Regions from separate parts of the Homo sapiens genome. Here region 1 is linked to region 2. Evidence: read pairs that join two places in POLR2A ChIA-PET (ENCODE). Cell type or tissue: GM12878. All regions are shown on one strand. Each heading gives the region's core, and the rest is flanking DNA. Links, peaks and the distances in the headings are about the cores only.

Region 1 (4,630 bases), core at 1-4,000, 190 kb before region 2:
CCTATAATCCCAGCTAGAAAAAAAGAAATACGTTGGTCAATATGAGAGGTTGAGTTTTACAGTTGAAGGGGAAGGGTGCAGCGATATTAATTGGCTGTTTCTGACAGTAGTTTGGCACATAGTTGTATGTACACTCTGCTCCAGTAAAATGAAATGCGACCACAGTCAACGGTTACCTATTTATGCTGGAGGGTGTTTGGCAATCAACTGTTAATTTAAGTGAGATTCCATTCTGCCGCTTAGCCATGGCAGAGCACACACATGTGCACTCAGGGAAAGCAGATGGAATAGGTTATAAACAGAAGCAAACTCCAATTCAGGAGACATGTTCACGCAGAAATAGTACTATGATGCAACATACATCACAAAAACAAATGGAAATTGTGTTTGTTTGTTTTTGAGATACAGTCTTGCTCTTTCGCCAGGCCAGAGTGCAGTGGCACAATCTCAGCTCACTGCAACATCCATCTCCCAGGTTCAAGCGATTCTCCTGCCTCAGCCTCCCGAGTAGCTGGGACTACAGGTGCGCACAACCACGCCAGCTAATTTTTGTATTTTTAGTAGAGACGGGGTTTCATCATCTTGGCCAGGATGGTTTCGATCTCCTGACCTTATGATCCGCCTCAGCCTCCCAAAGTACTGGGATTACAGGCGTGAGCCATGGCGCCCGGCAAGAAATTTTTTTTTAAATCTGTCTTTAGGGGATTATCTAGCTATTAGTGGGGTTAAATGAGGGAACTGTCGCCTCGGCAGAAGAGATGGTCCACTGTATTCATTTGTCATAATAACCAGACTCCTGGAGTTACTGGGTTCTAAAGTTGTTGATACAGCATGAATAGGTTTGGATGTGGAGTTCTGTATGGAGGATCCTTTCAACGGGAAGATAAACCAAAATTGTTGGTCGTAGCCTTTTGGACTACTGACTTAAGAGATTATTTGAATCTCTTTAAAGAGTCAAAATTGGCTGGGCGCGGTGGCTCATGCCTGTAATCTCAGCACTTTGGGAGGCCAGGGCAGGTGGATTGCTTGAGGTCAGGAGCTCAAGACCAGGCTGGCCAACATAGTGAAACCCCATCTCTACTAAAATACAACGATTAGCCAGGTGTGGTGGTGGGCACCTGTAATCCCAGCTACTTGGGAGGCTGAGGCAAGATAATCGCTTGAACCTGGGAGGCGGAGGTTGCAGTGAGCTGAGATCGAGCCACTACACTCTCAGCCTGGGTGACAGAATGAGGCTCTGTCTCACACACAAAATAAGCCTGTATTGTTGTAAATAGATTGTGAAGGGTGATTCTGGTGAGGGCTCAGAAGAAGAGGAGAGCTACAGAGAAAGCCTCAGTTTTCTTAGAGATTACCTAAGAGGTTGTACCAGAAGGCTAGTAGAAGTATGGATGTTAAAGGCCATTCTGATGAGGTCTCAGATGGAAATGAAGAACATGTTATTGGAAACTGGCAGAAAAATGATCCTGATTATCTGGCAAAGAATGTGGCTGAATTGTATGTCCTAGTGTTTTATGGAAGGTAGAAATTCTGAGTGATGAAATAGGATATTCGGTGGAAAAAATATCTGAGTAAAGTGTTGAGAGTGCGGCAAAGCTTCTCTTGAATGCCTGTAGTAAAATGCTAGCAGAGAGAAACCAATTAAAGATGGTCTTTCTTTCTCTTTCTCTCTCTCTCTCTCTTTCTCTCTCTCTCTCTCTTTCTTTCTGAGACAGAGTTTTGCTCTTTTTGCCCAGGCTGGAGTGCAGTGGCGCGATCTTGGCTCACTGCAACCTCCACCTCCTGGGTTCAAGTGATTCTCCTGCCTCAGCCTCCTGAGTAGCTGGGATTACAGGTTTGTGCCACGACGCCTGGCTAATTCTGTATTTTTAGTAGAGACGGGGTTTCACCATGTTAGCCAGGCTGGTCTCGAACTTCTAACCTCAGGCGATGTGCCCTTCTCAGCCTCCCAAAATGCTGGGATGACAGGCATGAGCCACCGCCCCCGGCCAAAGATGTTATTTATGATTTAAAAAGCAGCAGAATTTAAATATTTAGAAATTTACCAACCTGCCCATGTTGTAAAGAATGAAAAAGCTTGTTGAAGAGAAAACACCAAGAATGTGACCAAGGAAACTTTTGATAAGGAGGTTAGTGTGGGGAGATGGAAGCCAGATGCTCAGCATCACAGCGAAGAAGGACCCTGAAACCATTCCGAAGATCTTTAGAGGCTGCCCTGCCCATCACAGGCCCAGAAAACTAGGACCTTGAAGTCAAAGCGATTTCAAGGCTCTGCTCCCTGCATTCTGGTGCAGGGCTCCTGGCATACCCTAGCTGTGACTCAAGTGGGCCCAGCTGTGACTCAGGCCATCCCTCTGGGAGGCATAGACAGTAAAGCATGGTGGTGTCCAAGCAGTTTTATCTCCACAGCTGCGCAAAGTGCATGGGCTGTGAGGGCATTGCTACCTCTACCTAGATTTCAAAGGATTCCTGGGGGAATCTTGAGGCCCAGACGGAGCACCGCCAAAGGGGCAGGGCCACTGCGGAGAGCCCCCACTAGGGCAATGCCCAGCACAGCCATGGGGACGGGGGTGCCTCCAAGACCCCAGAATGTTAGGGCCACCAGCGTGCAACTCCAGCCTGGGAAAGCTGCAGGTCCGAGACTCCAACTCATGAAAGCTGCAGAGTGGGCTGTGCCCAGCAAAGCCATGGGGGGGCCGCCCCGAGTCTTGGAGGCCCAACCCCCATCCCAATATCTGGGGGGTAGGACGTCAAGTCAAACATTATTCTCAAACCTTAAGACTTAATGTTGTTTGCCATGTTGAGTTTCGGACTTACTTGGGACCCATCACCCCTTTCTTCTTTCCTATTTCTCCCTTTTGGAATGGAAATTTCTATCCTATGTCAGTCCCACCATTGTATTTTGGAAGCATACTTACATTGTATAAGTAGTTTGATTTCACAGGCTCATAATTGGAGAGCAATTTGCCTCAGGATGAATCATATCTTGACTTTTGCCCAGACTTGGAATGAGTCAACATTTAGTTGAGATGTTGACTTAGACTTTAAAGCTGTTATTGGAATGAGTTAAGACTTTTAGGGCTATTGGGATGGAATAAATCTATTTTGCATTTGAGAAGGACATGGATTTTGTGAGGTCATGGGCAGAATGCTATGGTCTATGTTTGTGTCCCCACAGAATTCGTATGTTGAAATCTAACCCCCAAGATGATGGTATTAAGAAGCAGGGTGTTTGGGGTGATTAGATCATGAGGGCCCTGCCCTCATGAATGGGATGAATGCCCTTATGAAAGAGGACCCAGGCTGGGTGCGGTGGCTCATACCTGTAATCCCAGCATTTAGGGAGGCTGAGACAAGAGGATTATTTGAGTCCAGGAGTTCAAGACCAGCCTGGGCAACATAGTGAGACTCCATCTTTACCAAAAAAAAGGAAGAAAGAAAGAAAAAAAATAGGCCGGGCGCGGTGACTCATGCCTGTAATCCCAGCATTTTGGGAGGCCGAGGCAGGTGGATCATGAGGTCAGGAGATCAGGACCATCCTGGCTAACATGGTGAAACCCTGTCTCTACTAAAAAAATGCAAAAAAATTATCCAGTTGTGGTGGCAGGTGCCTGTAGTCCCAGCTACTTGGGCGGCTGAAGCAGGAGAATGGTGTGAACCCAGGAGGTGGAGCTTGCAGTGAGCTGAGATCATGCCACTGCACTCCAGACTGGGCGACAGAGCAAGACTCCGTCTCAAAAAAAAAAAAAAAAAAACAGCCAGGTGTGGTGGCATGTGCCTGTAGTTCCAGCTACTCAGGAGGCTGAGGTGAGAGGATCACCTGAACCCAGGAGTTTGAGGCTGCAGTGAGCTATGATTGTGCTGCTGCACTCCAGCCTGGGTGACAAAGTAAGACTCTGTCTCAAAAAATAAAATAATATAAAAGAGGCCCCAGAAAGCTGTCTTCCCCTTCTATCATGTGAAGACACGGTGAGAAGGTGTGAAGCACAGAGTGAGCCCTCACCAAACACCAAATCTGCTGGCGCCTTGATCTTGGACTCCCCAGCCTCCAGAACTCTCAGCAACATTTCTGTTTTTAACAAATTATCCAGTCTAAGGAATTTTGTTATAGTAGACCAAATGGACTAAAACCCTGGGTATGTGGACCACTCCAGGCCAATGAGACATTAGGGAAAGTTGCTGGGGGCTCACCTCCCTAATAAAACGATACAGCCAGGCGCGGTGGCTCACATCTGTAATCCCAGCATGTTGGTAGGCTGAGGCAGGTGGATCATGAGGTCAAGAGATCAAGATCATCCTGGCCAACATGGTGAAACCCTGTCTCTACTAAAAATACAAAAATTAGCTGGGTGTGGTGGTCCCAGCTACTCAGGAGGCTTAGGCAGGAGAATCGCTTGAACCCAGGAGGCAGAGGTTGCAGTGAGCCAAGGTCGCACCACTGCACTCCAGCCTGGTGACAGAATGAGACTCCATCTCAAAAAAAAAAAAAAAAAAGATACATGTTAGTAATGCACATTTTCTTTCTAACTTTGAATGTTATCATGTACAGATGCTTGGAGCTGTGGCAGCTATTTTGCCACCATGAGGATAAGGCTAAGCAATTTGAAATTAGTCCACACCCCTAAATTAT
Region 2 (5,324 bases), core at 668-4,667:
AACTGAAAATAAATAGACTCAAGTCACAGGTGCTTTTTAAACTTTTTATATTTTTAATTTATTTATTTGAGATGCAGTCTCGCTCTGTCACCCAGGCTGGAGTGCATTGGTGCTATCTCGGCTCACTGCAACCTCCACCTCCCAGGTTCGAGCAATTCTTCTGCCTCAGCCTCTCGAGTAGCTGGGATTACAGGTGCCCACCACCACGCCTGGCTAATTATTGCATTTTTAGTAGAGACAGGGTTTCACCATGTTGGCCGGGCTGGTTTTGAACTCCTGACCTTAGGTGATCCGCCTGCCTGGGCCTCCCAAAGTGCTGGGATTACAGCTGTAAGCCACCGTGCCCAGCCTAACTTGAGACGAGTCTCACTGTCGCCCAGGCTGGAGTGCAGTGGTGGGATCTCAGCTCACTGCAACCTCTGCCTCCCAGGTTCAAGCGGTTCTCCTGCCTCAGCCTCCCAAGTAGCTGGGATTACAGGCATCTGCCACCACACCCAGCTAATTTTTTTTTGTATTTTTAGTAGAGATGGGGTTTTGCTGTGTTAGCCAGGATGGTCTCGATCTCCTGACCTCGCGATTCACCCGTCTTGGTCTCCCAAAGTGCTGAGATTACAGGTGTGAGCCACCACGCCCGGCCTAGCCTAACTTCTTTTTAAACACTTCCTGTTTATCATTCTCAGGTGCCACTTCCCTCCTGCTCCCCATTCACTAGCTGATCAAATATATCCAGTTTCTTCCAAATTTATCACAGTAAAAAGTATATGAAACAGATGAGGACAGAAAGGATGCACAGTAATTCTGAAGACAGAAGAGAACCCATTCATAAAACCGCTATGCCCAAGGTTGCATACTTCAAAAATGCTGGATTGGCAACACTACGTTGCAAAATGCTTCTAATATGCTTTTCAAAGGAATCTGGGGTTTCAGCCAGAACACGGAGGGGAGACTCTGCCACTTCAACATCTTCTCGAGTACAAAGCAGGGGAGGAGACGCTGGATGGACTGTACTTCTGCAAAATAAGTAAGTAAATTGAATTCTACCATGGAGTGATTTACTGTATTACAGGAAAGCAGAAACCACATTAATCCAGAACTTTCAGAATATAAAATAAAGTGTAACTTTTGTAAAAGTGCAAGAATGCATGTTTTCCACCTTGAAAAGGTCACTTTGGGAAGCTACACCCTTATTATTCCAATGCCCCTGATTTGTGAAAGCATTTCTGACTGCCATTTCCAGTTCTTTTCTAAAAGATCAAGGCAGCACAAACACCTAGCATGGATTCTTGGCAAAGGACTTGAAAGCCAGTTTATAAGCCGGAGCCACAAACATAAATTACTTATTTGTTAGGTTTAGAGTTGATCAAAACCAATATTAAGCCAAGAAACTGCTGTATATACCATATTGGTTCTATATAATTTCATTTCTAAAAACTATTCAGTCAAGTGCAAATACTCAAACTTCAAAAAGAGCTTAAAAGATCTCACAGACTTCGGCAGCATGGCAAGTGACTTACTCTGAAGGCAACAATTCTAACGTGAATGTTTGGTTGGGCGTGGTGGCTCACGCCTGTAATCCCAGCACTTTGGGAGGCCGAGGCAGGTGGATCACTTGAGGTCAGGCGTTCAAGACAAGCCTGGCCAACGTGGTAAAACTGTCTCTACTAAAAATATAAAAATCAGCTGGGTGTGGTGGCACACATCTGTAATCCCAGCTACTTGGGTGGCTGAGGCATGAGAATCGCCTGAACCCAGGAGGCGGAGGTTGCAGTGAGCTGAGATCACACCACTGCACTCCAGCCTGGGTGACAGAGCAAGACTCTGTCTCAAAAAAAAAAAAAAAAAAAAGTGAAAGTTCATGAAATAGCATAACTTTATAGACAACTTGTATTTCAGGGAGTTGGCAGAAATATGATCTGAAAGTATCCAGATAATTGGCCTGGCACGGTGGCTCATGCCTGTAATCCCAGCACTTTGGGAGGCCGAGGTGGGTGGATCACCTGAGGTCAGGAGTTCAGGACCAGCCTGGCCAACATGGCAAAACCTCATCTCTACTAAAAATATAAAAATTAGCTGGGCATGTGGTGTGCGCCTGTAATCCCAGCTACTAGGGAGGCTGAGGCAGGAGAATCACTTGAACCCGGGAGGCAGAGGTTGCAGTGAGCTGAGATCGTGCCACTGCCCTCCAGCTTGGGCAACACAGCAAACTCCGTCTCAAAAAAAAAAAAAAAAAATATCCAGACAATTAATGTTTATTTTTCCCCTTTGGGATTCATATTTATTCTGAAGTAAGCTAGTGTGACTAGGTTTTATTTTACTAAATGTACTGTGGGTGTTTAAAAAGTATGCTGAGGTAACTTACAGGTAATTTTTTCTCCAGTGATTTTATTATTTTTGTTTGGTCTTGCTAGCTTTTAGTGCCTTCAGTGTAAATAACACAAAATTTATATTTATTTTTACATCCAGATAGTACAACTTAATCAAGCTTCAAAGACTATGGAAGATCCTCTAAGGACAGTAAACTACTGCCAGTATTAGGAATTTATGTCAGCATCCAGAGGTGCAAGCTTTGAACGGACAAGGGGTGGGGGTGTTGTCTAGTGTTTGAAGCTCCAGTGACTTTTGTTTTTGGTACTCATATTCCTACATTTATGTAACTCAGAATGATCTTCCAGGGCTGTTGGAAAAGGAACATAGTGATTACAGCTTAATTATCTGAGTTCCTTAAAGGAGCAAAGACTAAGAGTTCAGCTTTTTTGTTTTTTTTTTTAAAAGACACAGGGTCTTGCTCTGTTACCCAGGCTGTAGTGCAGTGGCATGATCATGGTTCACTGCAGCCTAAAACTCCTGGGCTTAAGCAATCCTCTCACCTGAGCAGCTAGGACTACAGATGTGTACCACCATGCCTGGCTAATTTTTTTGTTTTTTGTAGAGATGGGGGTCTCACTGTTTTGCCCAGGCTGATCTCGAACTCTGGGCCTCCCAAAGCATTGGGATTACAGGCATGAACCACCACTGCACCCAGCCTGAGTTCAGCTTTATTCCAGTTTACATAGTCTACAGTGTCCCTCAGGCTGGCAGAGATGGAGAAATTAAAGAGTATGAGTATGGACTTCTGAGTCAATGAGACCTGCATCTGTATCCCAGCTCTATTTGTTACCTGTGACTTCAGCATTTACTAACCTCTCGATCCCCGTTTCCACTTTTATAAAATGGAAATGACAGTGCCTTCCTTACAGGGCTGCCCTGATGATTCCAGGAGGCAGTGCGGGTACGTGGCTTACTTCTGAGCTTGGCGTATGGTCACAGCTTGATAATTATTACTCATATCGATAATGGAATTTGGTATTCAATTTTAGTATTTTTTCTCCACACTCTGAAGAAAAGCTCCTGACTCTCAGCTAGGTGCAGGGGATGCCAGAAACTATACCTACAATGAAACCTTATAGAGATGATGGCAGGAACAGAAATATCCATCCTTCCAACCCTCAAGTCAGAAGCCAAAGTATAAACCACACATGTATAGCTTCAAGTTGGTTACTGAGTGCATTTTCCCAACTTAGATATTGCAGAATTAACAAGAGCTGTGTGGAGAATATAAAATGGGACGTACAATAACGGCCATATGAGGCATTCATAGGTACTGGTGATGCAGATCATCGTGGGTCCCAGAATGTCAGGTACAATCCAAAATCCTCGAATTGGAGCTGGCTGCCTGGAAAAACACAGTCATAGTTAAATTACAAAGCAGCAAATGCAATGGAACCAAGAGCAAAGACATGACAGGTCCGCGGCCTTCTCAGGCCTGGGCTGAAGTTGCTTGGGACATCCTATCAGTACCATAACCTCAAAAGTGGTGGCTTGGAAACCTTTAATGCAGCTCCACACTAAAGTCTAGAGCCCATGTGACTAAGTCACTCAGGAATCCCTAACTGTAGCGTGCTGCTGACTGTAATCTCAAAAGTTACACGTTACACTGAAGATCTCTCCAACTTGCACATAAGCCCCAGCTATCTTTGTTTGCCTAGCCCAGTGCTAACAAATTAAGTGCTTAGAAACTGTTGAATGAACAGAACTACCGAGTCTCTCTCAATGAGGCCCAATGTCAATGTCACAGGAAATCACTTGGCACGCACAGCGTGTATCTCTCTCAGTCTTCCTTCCCACTTCAGTGAAGACACTGGAAACTGAGACCTCAGATGGGAACTGTCATTCTGCCAACATGCTCTCCTAGCGGCTCCCATGCCCATCCCACCTGCATGCCTACAACACACATCTGCCCCCGAATGTGGATGCCGCCTCCTCTCACACCTTCTGAAAATTGTACCATCAACTGTGTCGTTTCAAAATCTCCCTATTATCTACTTCCCCTCAGCTTGCAAACTCATGTCTCTTCCATTTAAAATACTCTCATTTCAATATAATGTCCAGTTCCCCTTAACCTATTCTTTCTCGCCATCCCTTTAGAACCAGCAGTCTTTAAACAGCAGTTGAAAACACTAGTTCCCCTTCCATAGCTCCCATTTACCTTTTTGGACAAGACATGGAGACGATATCTGGAAGGTTGTAAACTTTAACTTTTTATTATCAGTGTGAAATCTACACACTACTGGGCTATACACTATGTAACCAGTATCCAGGTCAAGAATCAGGACACTGCAGGGGGCCTCAGGGTTCCCATGCGACCTTCCCTGGTCATAGCCTTTCACTCCCCAGAGAAGTAGCCGCTACTCTGACATTCATAATATCATGTCTTTGCTTTGCTTTATAGTTTTCCTATCTATGTATTCACTCCTAGGCAAGACTGTTTAATTTTACCTGTTTCTGAAATTGATATAAATGGGATTTTGGGGTTTTTTTGAGATAGGGTCTCACTCTGTTGCCGAGGCTGGAGTGCAATAGTGCGATCACGACTCACTGCAGCCTTGACCTCGTGGGCTCAAACAATCCTTCCTTCTCAGCCTCCTGAGTAGCTGGGACCACAGGTACATGCTACCACAGTGGCTAATTTTTTTTTTTGTTTGAGACGGAGTCTCACTCTGTTGCCCAGGCTGGAGTGCAGTGACATGATCTTGGCTCACTGCAGCCTCCACCTCCCAGGGTCATACGATTCTCCTGCCTCAGCCTCCTGAGTAGCTGGGATTACAGGTGCCCGCCACTACACCCAGCTAATTTTTTTTTTGTATTTTAGTAGAGACGGGGTTTCACCACGTTGGCCAGGCTGGTCTCGAACTCCTGACCTAGTAATTCGCCTGCCTCAGCCTCCCAAAGTGCTGGGATTACAGGCGTGAGCCACCACGCCTGGCCTCACCTAGCTAATTTTTAAA

The links. ChIA-PET counts read pairs that join two places held together with the same protein. Peaks named below come from ENCODE experiments on the same cell type or tissue, not always from the same donor. Only the 100,000 strongest peaks of a DNase experiment are listed, where the experiment ranks them.
Region 1: POLR2A ChIA-PET joins it to region 2 with 7 read pairs; 5 of 35 experiments call an interaction of 5 or more read pairs at or near these places.

The regions. Positions count from the first base shown.
Region 1 is chr17:5,201,056-5,205,685 of GRCh38, forward strand. The region is part of intron 1 of ZNF594-DT (ZNF594 divergent transcript); the gene reads left to right. Among named protein-coding and RNA genes, the nearest start is that of ZNF594-DT, 11 kb to the left of the region's middle. In GM12878, for the core only: no CTCF peak of the experiment used is centred there; no DNase peak of the experiment used is centred there; H3K27ac peaks cover 1,082 bases.
Region 2 is chr17:5,387,951-5,393,274 of GRCh38, forward strand. NUP88 (nucleoporin 88) reads right to left here. Exons shown (of 17, transcript NM_002532.6): 10 at 3,611-3,712; 11 at 852-1,010. Among named protein-coding and RNA genes, the nearest start is that of NUP88, 29 kb to the right of the region's middle. In GM12878, for the core only: no CTCF peak of the experiment used is centred there; no DNase peak of the experiment used is centred there.